Regions from separate parts of the Mus musculus genome. Here region 1 is linked to region 2. The links are chromatin contacts, found by POLR2A ChIA-PET in ENCODE. All regions are on one chromosome and are shown on one strand. The core of a region is the stretch at or near the end of the contact, and the rest is flanking DNA. Distances in the headings are between cores, read along the strand shown. Region 1 holds the start of Mat2a (methionine adenosyltransferase II, alpha). Region 2 holds the start of Tmem150a (transmembrane protein 150A).

What was found. ChIA-PET counts read pairs that join two places held with the same protein, here RNA polymerase II (POLR2A).
Region 1: POLR2A ChIA-PET joins it to region 2 with 15 read pairs in embryonic stem cell. The contact joins the promoter of Mat2a here to the promoter of Tmem150a in region 2. POLR2A ChIA-PET finds 5 or more read pairs at or near these places in 5 of 5 experiments (Patski and embryonic stem cell).

What each region holds. Positions count from the first base shown.
Region 1 is chr6:72,435,323-72,441,609 of GRCm38, reverse strand. Mat2a (methionine adenosyltransferase II, alpha) reads left to right here and starts at 2,054. Exons shown (of 9, transcript NM_145569.5): 1 at 2,054-2,264; 2 at 4,162-4,239; 3 at 4,493-4,615; 4 at 5,081-5,193; 5 at 5,270-5,413; 6 at 5,581-5,799; 7 at 6,222-6,287. The coding sequence starts at 2,174. Particl (promoter of Mat2a antisense radiation induced circulating long non-coding RNA) reads right to left here and starts at 2,927. Exons shown (of 1, transcript NR_046011.1): 1 at 995-2,927.
Region 2 is chr6:72,351,793-72,357,749 of GRCm38, reverse strand. It overlaps Tmem150a (transmembrane protein 150A), which reads right to left and starts at 2,267. Exons shown (of 8, transcript NM_144916.3): 1 at 2,206-2,267; 2 at 1,438-1,619; 3 at 981-1,028; 4 at 614-700. The coding sequence starts at 1,502. 0610030E20Rik (RIKEN cDNA 0610030E20 gene) reads right to left here. Exons shown (of 4, transcript NM_026696.1): 4 at 4,588-5,957.

The sequences.
Region 1 (6,287 bases), core at 805-3,304, 84 kb before region 2:
AGCAAATGGACACCTGTAAAATGACAATTCACTACTTTAGTGGTTCCTGTTATATGTTAGACACCGTGCAAAAGATTTCTTGGAAATTTTTCCTACTATTATCCCAACTTTACAGGCTGAAGACAGAGGTATGGAGGTTGCTTATTCTGTTAGGTAACAGCAGAAGCGTGACCCAAAGCCACGAATTGCAGTCCCTATGAGCAAGAGAGGTAATGATGTATAACTGAGTTTAATTCTCTTGGCAGGATGAAACCAGCTGTGGAGCTGAGAGCAAAGGGGTGTCAGAATTTAATGAACTAATCATTGAATTTAACCTCCTCCCTCTCTATTAATAAAATAACCTTTTAATTATATTCTGGCTTCTATATAGATTTTTCTGCTGGAAGGTAATGCACTGACCGGTCTACACAGGCATTTTGGTCTGTCTGGCAATTTTATTACTCATTGTGAGGTACTCTTAATGGCTGAGCCATCTCTCTAGCCCCTAAAACAAGTAAAAATTATGAAAGTCTTTACTATTTTCTCATGAAGGGCTAGTTTTAAAAATAAACCCAACGAACAAGAACAAAATACTGTCAGGCTGCCTGCAACGATGTGGTTTCCGACATGGAGATGAGCCTGTGTGTGTCCCTTATCTTCTTTGTTCCTAGCATAGCACAGTCTAAGAGCTTCCTTTGTTTCCCACAGTGCCTTTCTCAAACTCCCACCTTTGCACTGGCACACACCCTAGAGGGAAATGCCCCTTGCTTTTCATAGTGTACCTAATTTTCTGAGGCAAGGCAGCTGGCAGCCGGAGGTTGTCATTCAGCCTCACAGTCAAGTGCATCTTATGCTAGGAGCAGGCTGTTCCCTAGCATCATAAAACCCGATGTTCTTGACAAACACTGGTTCTCAAAAGCCACCAGGCTCCTGGCCTGCCCTAAGACTGGACCCAACAGTTGTGTGACACTGGCCTCATAGAGGGTCTCTGCATGCAATTAGCTCCAGACTCCACTCTTTGTCTGTATGGAGTTTTATTTCCCTTTTTTTCCCCGTCTGTTAATTCATTTCATGAGCAAAACTGAGACAACTGCAAAAGTTTAAAAGAGAAAGTGTCATAAAATCGAGGCCATTTGACCTTGACAAGCTCATCTGAAGCACATTTGAAGGCTTGAATAGCGCCCTCCCCTACACACACGAAAGAAGCATTCATATTCTCTCGAACAGATTGGAACGTCCATTTCTTCCTAGGAAGCATGGAAAACCAAGCCATGCAAAGTCAGATTTAGGATAGAAAAGAATCTAGTACCGTCTCAGACTACGGGGGTCCACGAGGCTCGGCGAGGGGGGAGGGGAGGCCGCCGGCAAGTGGCAATTGTTCGGAAAAACAATACAGCATTCCTGCTAGTTGGCTTTACAGCCATTTTCCCCAGAGCAGTTACTCGAGGCATGACTAACGGTAGGGCTAGAACCCCTCACAATCTCTCGTTCCCCGGAGGGAACCGTGTAGGATGGATAAGGGCAGTGCCTATTAGCCTCCGCTGGCCAGTCAACATGGCCACCTTCACATGGCAGAGGGCCACCCGGCGCTGGTGCACGAGGTGGCGAATGGAGGGTGGTGGTGGCAGGAAAGACCCTCGGCGAGAGCCACAGCACAAAACGGCCGCCACCGCCACGGCCGCCGCTGGGAGGCGCGCGCGCCGGCAGACCTCCGTGGGCAACGGTCGGAGGGATGTACCATACCCTCGTACAGGGGAGGCCGTCCTTCAAATCCAAATCCTCTCTTCTCCAGCAATCAACGTGGGGATGGGCGTAAACCCCAAGTCTACTCACTTACATCTCCATTTAACCCACGCCATCAAGATGACTAACTACTGGCAGGAGGCCCGGTTAGCTCTGCTCGCCCCCCCCATCGGTAGAATGGTTCAGCCGGAGCTCGGCTCGGCGGACCTCCCTGCCAACCCCCATCCGCCCGCCCGCGGCGCATTGGCGCGCGACGCCGAGGGGCGGAGCCCGAGCCGGGCGCGCGCGACCCCCTGCTCTATAAATACTGGGCCGCTTCGCCCGCCGCTCCGTTCGCTCCGAGTCTCCAGCCTGCCGAGAGCTGAAGCGATCCTCCCTCTGTGTCTTCCGCAGCCCTCCGCCTCGCCGCCTCTCAGTCTCCTCAGAGTCGCCCTCTCTCACCGCCGCCGCCATGAACGGGCAGCTCAACGGCTTCCACGAGGCGTTCATTGAGGAGGGGACGTTCCTCTTCACTTCCGAGTCTGTAGGGGAAGGTCACCCAGGTGAGCCGACGGGGACTCGGAGGAGGGAAGGGCGGAGGGCAGTGGCGCTGGGGGTGGTCGAGGCCGTCTCCGGCGGCGGTGGGCATGGCAGCGGCCGCGCGCTTCCCTCGTGGCGCCGCGAGTTTGCAATGTGCGGCCCCGCTCCCCTCCCCCTTTCTCCGCTCCTCATCCGGCGGCGCGCCCCGGCATGCGGAAGGTTCCAGAAATCGAGAAGGGCGGGGGCTCGAGGCAGTTTTGAGATCGGCGCGGGGAGGGCACTGCTTCCTCCTCTTTAGTCCCGTCGCCTGGAAAAACCTCAAGTGGGCGACCCCGCCCCGCGTGCTCGCGTCCGGCCGCCGGGAGCGCGCGCCCCGCATTGCAGCGGCTACCACGTGTTCGCCGCATGTGGAATTGGGGCGAAGCGGAGCTGGCGGCCTCTACCCACCCGACCCCTAGTTTGGAAGTGGGGGCTGGTGTCTCCGAAGGTCCCATCTCTAATATCCCTGACTTCCGGCCCCTGGAAAACGCTTAAGAGCATGGGTAGACATGCCCTTTAGCCTTCAAGGTGACAGACTGCCACTGACTAAATATAGCGCGAATTAGAGAAGGCATCCCTTATTTAGAGTGTGCTTGAAAAGGATGAAGTGCATGAATTAAGTGTATACTCCCATCGCGTTAGGTTTCGTTTTAAAGTCTTCCCTTTGGTCTTTTTCCTACAACTAAAGGAGGATTTATTTCATGTTTCCTTAAGGCTTTGTCCACTGAACCGCCATGATGAGATCGGTTATAATGAATCTATTATATGGACTTTGGGTTTCAGATGGAACATAACCATTTAGTAAATACTAATATTCAGTTTGAGCTGTTTCCGTTCGCAGGGGGTCCACAGCAATATTATTACATGGCTTGTGAGGAGCATCTTGATGAGTGATGGTTGAAAGACAAGTGTTGCTGTGGCTCCTCCCACACTCCCCTCAAGGAAAGGAGTATCTCCATATCTATTGAATCACTCCTTAGTACAGCCATTAGATTCCATCTTAAGGTTCTGTGGCTGCAATACACATTTTGGGGTAGTAACAAAAATCAAGGAACATAGAGCCAAGCACAGTGGTACACTAACTACTACAATCCCAGCGTTTAAAGTATGGAAGCAGTTTAGTTTGTCAGCCTGGGCCACGTGTAAGACCCTGTCTCAATACCACAAACATTCCAGACCAGGATACTGCCATTTTCTAAATTGATGAATCAAGGAGAAATTGGATATGGCTTAGAGCACACTTGAAAGTTTCCTGGAGCCGAAGGCAGAGGCAGGTGGATTTTTCTGAGTTCCAGGACAGCCAGGGCTATAACCCTGTCTCAAAAAAAAAAAAATTACTGCATTTTTTGTTTGCTGGTGTTTCTTCTGTTAAATTTATTTTCATGGTTAAAAAAAAAATCTCATTTCCCTATTGTCTAATAATAGGGGAAATGGACTGTTTTAAGAAGTTAATGACCTGACAGTTGGCTCTTTAGTAGGTTTGTAACATTTTAAATGTGGGGGATAAAAAGAACAGTTGTCTCTAAAATACACTGTGAGGTTATTTCCTATGGTAGGCTTTGAGATATCAAAATAAATCATTTTGACTTTGATTAATCTGAAGGGCAGAGGCAGGTGGATCTCTTGAGTTCAAGGCCAGCCTGGTTTACAGAGCAAGTTCTAGGACCGCCAGAGCTGCACAGAGAAACATGTCTTCAAAAACAAAAGACTGGAGATTCTCCCTCTCACCTTGCAAATACTACTATAACTTTACATCAAGCTTCTGTCACCTACAAATTCATAGCTATATTTGCTTCTTGGGTTGCACATAAACTGCTAGTTACATGATGAGATAGGGTTAGTAGTAATAGTTAAGTTGAACCAGGAACTTTTATTTTCCAGATAAGATTTGTGACCAAATCAGTGATGCTGTCCTTGATGCACACCTTCAACAAGACCCTGATGCTAAAGTGGCTTGTGGTAGGTACAGAGCACTTGTTTATGAATGGCAAAAAAGGCGTTTGAAGCAAAGTTTTGTGGTATAGGTAATACCAGCTACTTGGGAGGTTGAGGCTGGTAGCAAGTTAAATGCCTATGTGAGTAATTTACTAAGACCTTATCTGAAAAACAGAACATGAAGCCAAGCCCAGTGATACAGCTTATATAACATGATTGAGTTCCTCAGCAAAAACCCCCCCCTTAATATTTTAAGTATAAAACTTTGTTTTATTAGAAACTGTTGCTAAAACTGGAATGATTCTTCTTGCTGGGGAAATTACATCCAGAGCTGCCATTGATTACCAGAAAGTGGTTCGTGAAGCCATAAAGCACATTGGATATGATGACTCTTCCAAAGGTATGTTTTAAAGATTTTTTTCCCCCTGTGAACTCATTTTTGCAGATACAGAATCTGCAAAAATGATGCTAGTGGGAGAGACTTCTGGAATGTTCCTAGTAATCCTTGACTCTACATAGTTACACCATATCCTCTAAAATGTGACACATAGTGTAAAAGCAGTCTCCTATCCTACAAATAAAGTGACAGATTCTCATCAATAGTGTGACCAGACATGATGATGTAAACTCAACTTCTGGGTGTCAAAGCAGGAGTTGGCTGCTTGCTTAGTTGTAGTTTGAAGTCAGCCAAGTTAGAGACCTTATTCCAAACCATAGAGGGGGCAGTAAGTGAATTATGTGAATATGGTCTTTTAAAGAAGTGCTTGACCACTTGGCTTTGGCATGTCCAGCTTTCTAGCAGCACAGCACTACTGTTAACATTTTGGAGATAAAAGGAAGGTTACTGGAACACCTTGTTTTATAGGGTTTGACTACAAGACTTGTAATGTGTTGGTTGCCTTGGAACAACAGTCACCAGATATTGCCCAAGGTGTTCATCTTGACCGGAATGAGGAAGATATTGGTGCAGGAGACCAGGTATTACGATGTTTATTAGGATCCTTTTAAATGTTAAATTCTGACACTTTTATTGACCACTTCTCCATATTTTTAGGGTTTGATGTTTGGTTATGCCACTGATGAAACTGAAGAGTGTATGCCTTTAACCATTGTCTTAGCACACAAGCTAAATGCCAAATTGGCTGAACTACGCCGCAATGGTACATTGCCTTGGTTACGCCCAGATTCTAAAACTCAAGTAAGTAGTGATCTTAAACCTACATTTCTCTCAAATTACATTAAAATTCCCAAGTTAATTATAGCTGACTAGGGAGAATCCTTGTCTTTTCTGCTATATTTGAACTTATGATAGAGAACCCACTATAAAGCTGTTTGACAAGTGTTCCCATCTGTTTTGCATTCAAGGTGACTGTGCAATATATGCAAGATCGGGGTGCTGTGCTTCCCATCAGAGTCCACACGATTGTTATATCTGTTCAGCACGATGAAGAAGTTTGTCTTGATGAGATGAGGGATGCTCTGAAGGAGAAAGTGATCAAGGCTGTTGTACCTGCAAAATACCTTGATGAGGATACAATTTACCACCTACAGCCAAGTGGCAGATTTGTTATTGGTGGGCCTCAGGTAATATATGAAATGTTTTGGTTTATCGTTGGTTTCTGGATGCCACCATTTTTTTTTCTAGTCTGCTTCCTTCATTTCACATACACCCTGTATCTTTTGTAGCCTAGGCTACCATAGAATTCACTACGTATCTAATGTTATGGCATTGTGCAGCTTGTTCTGCCAACAAGTGCCTCCCAAGTGGGATTATGGGTATGATCTACTTCTGGCTATAGATGAATCTAGAATGGGTACTAACCACCTCTTATTAGAAAAATTACATGGCCAAGAGTGGAAGTACACCTTAAATCCCAGTACTTAGGAGGCAGGAAAAAACACAGGTGGATCTCTGAGTTCCTGGACAGCCAGGGCTATTATATATTACACAGACCGACTCTGTCTCAAGGGAAAAAAATTACATGACTTAAATCCTATAATTCCAGGGTGATGCTGGCCTGACTGGCCGAAAAATCATTGTGGATACTTATGGCGGTTGGGGAGCTCATGGA
Region 2 (5,957 bases), core at 1,018-3,517:
CTGCTCTGATTTTCTTGAACTTGTGCTGGCCACTCAGAGGTGCTGAGCTTAAATGCACATACTTTCATTGACTGTGTGACCTGAATAAGTGTCTCCAAGCCTGTTTCCACAGCTAAAGGGGGTGAAAAGAACAGAGCCTAACCTGCAGGATGGATTAAAAGGCACCACTGGCATATAAAACTCAGTGGGATGCCCAGCTCCTAGAAATAGCAAGTAGTGCACTTATTTCTTTGAAACAGCCTTACATTGCTCAGGCTGGCCAAAAACTAGCTGGGGGGTGATCTTGAATGTCTGATGCTCTTGCTGGGATTGCAGGCATGTGCTACCACACCTAGTTTTATGTGGTGCTGGGCTTTTATGTGCACGCTAGGCAGGCATTCTGCCAACTGAACCACATGCCCGATGCCCAGGCTCCCACTTTTCTCCTCTCCAGACAGGGTTTCATATAGCACAGGCAGGCCTTGAGCTCATCTTCCTACTGCTTTCCAAGAGCTAGGATTATAGCTTTGGCACTAAGCCTGGCCTGGCAGTATTAATTGACATTATATTAATGTTTCTTCTTAAGATCCAGAGACAGCTCCGAGGGGATTTCTGACAGTCTGGAGGGACCTACCTGATGAGAGGAACATCATCCAGGGTGCAGCAGCTCTTAGGGCCCCCTTGTTCAGCAGGGTCAGGAGAGCAGGATTCATTGTAGGACCTGGCAGGTGGGACACGGGGGTGGGGGGGGAGATTGGGGGAAGGAGCATCTTAGAACTTTTTTTTTTCCAAAGAGGAAATCTTTCAGACATCCCCAGGACCTTCCTGAAGCAGAAGCAAAGAAGATGAGGGGATGGTGGGAAGTGGGCAGATGAACAGGATGTCATGCCTGGAGACCAATGTCAGAGAACAGCCTATGGTCTCCGTGTAGCTTGTGAGCTCAAGGAGGGACAGAGATGAAGGGAGCTTTAGAGTGAGGCCATCTGTAGAGTGCTCCATACCAGTTCTCCACTGGGCACACGTGGCGGTTCATCACGGCCATGGCATACCTGTGGGAGCACAACTGTCACCCTGTCCTCATGGCTCTTCAGACCCCACCACCACCTCCTGGCTCTTTGACTTTTGACCTCATTCAGCCTCAATGCCCTGGCTGGGAATTTATTTGGTGGGGTGAAGAGGGAGGTAGTTACTGATGCTGGAGCAGACCCTGCACAATTGCCTCCACTAGAGAGCCTCTGGAAGTTGCCCTGTCTACAAGTGTATGTCAGAGCTGTCCTGCTGGACCGCAGTGGTGCCAGCTTGTCCCAAGAGGCTGTGTGCCCAGGAATCAGGCCAAGCTTTGGAGACAGAAAGAGTGACCCTGGGTACCATTCTGGAGCCTGCAAACGGGACAAGGGACTTTGTGTGTGTGCCATCAAGTTTCTATTAGACCCCCCCCTCCACACCCCTCTTACTCACACAGTCCATATGCCGGTGATGGAGAAGGCTGACAGGCTGACAGGAAGGAGGATCCAGGCGGTCATGAGGGAGTGGAGCCAGGGTGGTGGTAGTTTGGGGGTAAGGACAACAGGTAGGTGGGGAAAAGGGGGCAGGCCCAGCTACTTTGAGATATTTCGGTCACAATCATCAGCTGCCCTGGCCTGGTTGGGGAGAGAGATCAAGGTCCAGGGTCTGGTGACTGACCAGGGCGGGCGGGGGGGGGGGGTTGGGAGGGGGATGGGGATGGTGGGCAACACTTCATCCAGAGCTCTCCTTGGGCGTTTGATTGTCCAGACTTTGGGATGAGCCCCGGCAGGAACGTGGCACCCTCTGGCTTATCCATCTGGGGCCTCCGCGGTCTACCCAAATGCCACGGGCGCGCTGAGAGACTCGGGCAGGGCTGTAACATCTGGAAAGAGAGCCACGCTCCCCGGCCTGAGGGACGTCGGCTTGGTGAAGGCTGGAGCTAGGACAATCAAGGGGATCATGCCAAGGAAAGCCTGGGAGGGTGCGCCGGGCCGAGAGAGCGGCTCTGAGTCGTTGCCGGGCGGGCAAACCACCTGACCACCGCGCCCCGGCAAAGGGGCGGGTTCTCGAGGGAAGCTTGACCGGGTCCAGTTCGCGTGGGTACGGGGACCCCAATTTAGGTAGGAGTGTGCAGCCAGCGACAATACCCCCTCCCTCCAGAGCCCTGCTCCCCAAGGCGATCCCTCGGAGGCCGCGGGAGAAAAGGAATCCGGTACGCACCTCCCCGGAGCTCCCCGCCGCCGCTGCCGCCTCTCCCTGCTCGGCCCCCTCGTGGCCGCGTCTCCAGCTGCGGCCCTCGGAGCAGCCCTGAAAGGTTTAAAGGGCCGAACGGCCCCGCCCCTGGCGGCCCCAGGCCCGCCGCGCCGCCCGCCGGGACGTGGAGTCCGCGCAGCCCGGGCCCGGGTGCCAGAGCCCCGCCCGAGACTACAACTCCCGAGCCCCCGCGGCAATGTCACGGGGGAAACATGGGCGGTGCCCCAAGTCTAAGGGACCTGGGCGCCCGAGGCTATGACCCGGACACCTCTGACACTTAAGATCTAGAGGGCAGTTGTCATTCCTGCGGAGGGAGTGCGGGCGGGCTAGCCCGGCAGCTCTGCCTGTGCATGTCGCCTGTGGCTGTCATCGTGCACGTGGCTTGAAGAAGCTTTCCACTGTCTCAGTGGACTATATGACTTTGGGGGAAGCTCCTTCAACTCTCTCAGTGTGGCGCCCCAAGCCTGCCACTGTCTGAACAGGCATGAGGCTGGTGGGTGAGAAGCCAAGCACCGAGCCTAGGCTTGGCTTGGGAAACCCAAAGCTGGCTGGGTTCTGCTACCCAACTCTGTACCCTCCGGCCCGTCCCTTTTAGCAAACTCTGGAAAGGGCTGGCTTTGATTTTATTTTGGGGACACACGAGAACTGGCCATAAGTCACGGTGTCCAAGATGTTTCCTGACTCAACAACACTTACTTAAAATATGGTATAGGGTCCTAAAGGATATCCATTCTAAATACATGCAGGTGCCTGTGTAGGGCGGATAAAGATTAAAGCAGCCAGGTGTTCATTAGCAGAGGGAAGGTGAGGGACTCAAGTGGAATCTAGGAAGAGAAAACAGGACTATGTGGGGATAAGTTATTTATTAGTCTCTCCTTAATGGAAAGAGTGTGCTCCCTGGATATTCTTTTCTTGATGGAAAGGGCATGGCTACTTCTGCTTACATAGGACAATTGTTCCTGGTTCTCCCTATAAGCAGTGGGACCCCCATGAGACAGCGAATCATTATCCCAAGGGGATATGATCCCAGGCTGGTAAGAGTGGGAGATAGCCACCCCTAGTGAAACCAGGGCTAGCTGCACAAAGTCCTGTGCTGAAACAAAACAGAGCCAAACAAGTGGTGAACTGGACCTTTAAGAGGAGAAACCTTTTGGGGGATCCAAATGGAGGGCAGGAATGGTACAGAAACTACTAATGGCCTTTTCTCGCCTACCATCAGAACTTTAGTGAAAACAGGGCCAAGAAATATGGCTGTGCAATGATCACTGGACAAGACTAGCTGGCTGAATTGACAGGGGTGGAGGTGGGTATAAAATCCAGGCCAGCTTCTGACCTTTGGGACAAAGGTGACTCTCTCAGTAACAGAACATCTTCCTGTCCCACTACATTACAACTAACCAGGTACCTTTTTCTCTTTTATGTGAGGCTGTGAACCATCATTGAAAGCTATCTTGGGGTGCAGGGGGATTAGTGTCCTATTATATAATTCAGATTAACCTCATACTAATGATCCTTCTGACTTTAGCCTCCAGAGTGCTAGGATTACAGGCAACACGCCTGGTTAGCTTGTTTTCTTCCCCTCAAGAGAGGGAATATATAGTCCTGCGGTTAGAATACCAAGTGCTTTTTAACAGCGGAGCCATTTCTCTAGGCACACACGTGCGCGAGCATACATACACACACACACACACACACACACACACACACACACACACACACACACGAATGAGACAAGGTCTCACTACATACCTCAGGCTGGATTTGCCTGGCTCCCCAGTGCTGGGATTAAAAGTGTGCTCCACCAAGCTCAGCTTAGTCTTTTGATTCTCATCCTGCCTCTGCCTTGGTACTGCCATTATAGGCCTATATAGGTACACCGTTTCACTTTGTGGTTCCTAACTTATTGATTGTATCCTACTGAGCTGGGTTTGTCTCTCTGTTTCACCTTTAGGGGAAGGTCTTGGAAGATTGTTCACGAGCTCTACTGATTCTCCTGACTTGTTAGGTGTTAGAATTCCCGGGCGGTGGTGTTGCAGGCACTTTTAGGTTTAATATGCCAACCTGAATAATCCCTAAAACAACTCTCTTAAGATGAAGGTCTAATGAAGCCCAGGCTTTAAGGACACCTGAAAGAGGAAGCTGCCTAAGAGGACAAAAGTGAGACCAGATGTCTTTCAAAGTTTCAACTCTTAGGTTACATGAGTCTAGCCGTTACACTCCAACCAGAACAGCTCTTAAAATAATCAGCACAGCAAGAGGAGAGATTTCCAGTGCTGACTGGGTAGCAGAGTAACTTTAGGGCAGGCACTTAATCTCCCTTCCCCCCAAGTACACAAGTGATTTCACAACTTTTGGCAAAAAAATGCTGTAAAAATAGTTTATTGGTTTAAAAAGTACCGTCCATGATTTTCAAACAGTTTGCATAATTCATTTTTTTATACAGAAACACTGGAAATGAGAAAAAGAATGTATGGCTTTTTCTGCATTTAGCACCATGACATAGCCAGGACACGCTGATGCTTGCTGTGTAGCTTAGGCTACTCTCAAACATACAGTGATCCTCCTATCTCTGTCTCTTGAGCTGTTCACCACCATTCCCAACCTCTTGTTCTGTTTGCTCTGGGAAAGGAGGAACCCCTAACTAGGAAGGCTTTCACTTCTAGCAGTACTCTAACACCAAGGAAATTTGGGCTGGATGCCAACAGCTCCTCAGGAATTCAAAAGAGTTAAGGTTTCAAATAACTGTCAACATTCCATATGCAATTTCTTCAAAAGGCTCAGAGGTAGGAAAGTCGAATGCTCATTATACAAAGGTCTCATTTAAATTCGAGTTATCTGGGAAGCACCACCCTGACACAGGTCTTGTCAAACACACAGCAGGCTAGATACTCACCACCCAAAGAGCTTCCCACCTGTCTGGGCTGCTCTCTAGTTAGCAATGCACCCCAGATGATCAGAGAGATGGAATGTTCTTTCACATTTATTTTAGATCCACCCCTGCTGGCTAGACTGCAGCCAGTATATACTTTATTCTCATCATATACACTTATATATCTTTTCCCTTCTTGCTCCACACTCTTCAAAGTCATTCATGCTTGTCAGTGGGGTACAACCCCAGTTTTTATCATTATTCTTGCACAGCCCAAACCCCCTTGCAAAACCAATTCTCTCTTATAAATAATATATACTCAGTTCAGGAATCACAAAACTGTAAAATACAGGCTTAATTCTAGTTAAGAACTGAGGGGAAAAAACCATTCCAGAGAGAGAAGAGAGAGAGGGGAGAGAGAGAAGAGGAGAAGGAAGAGAAGAGAGAGAGAGGAGAGAGAGGAGAGGAGAGGAGAGGAGAGGAGAGGAGAGGAGAGAGAGAGAGAGAGAGAGAGAGAGAGAGAGAGAGAGAGAGAGAGAGAGAAAGAAAGAAAGAAAGAAAGAAAGAAAGAAAGAAAGAAAGAAAGAAAGAAAGAAAGAAATGGGGGTAGGGGTTTGAGACAGGGTCTCTCTACATAGTCCTGGTTGTCTGGAACTTGCTTTGTAGATAAGGCTGGCCTCAAACTAAAAGACCTTCCTGCCTCTGGGACATGGGGCAAACCTTTTATCTCAGCCTTTCAAATGCTGGGATTACTGGCATGTACCGTCATACCTGTAGCCCAGTCTCCCTTGCCCCCATCTCCCCCCCCCCCACACACACACAAAAGACAGATAAGAACTTATCTATTCAA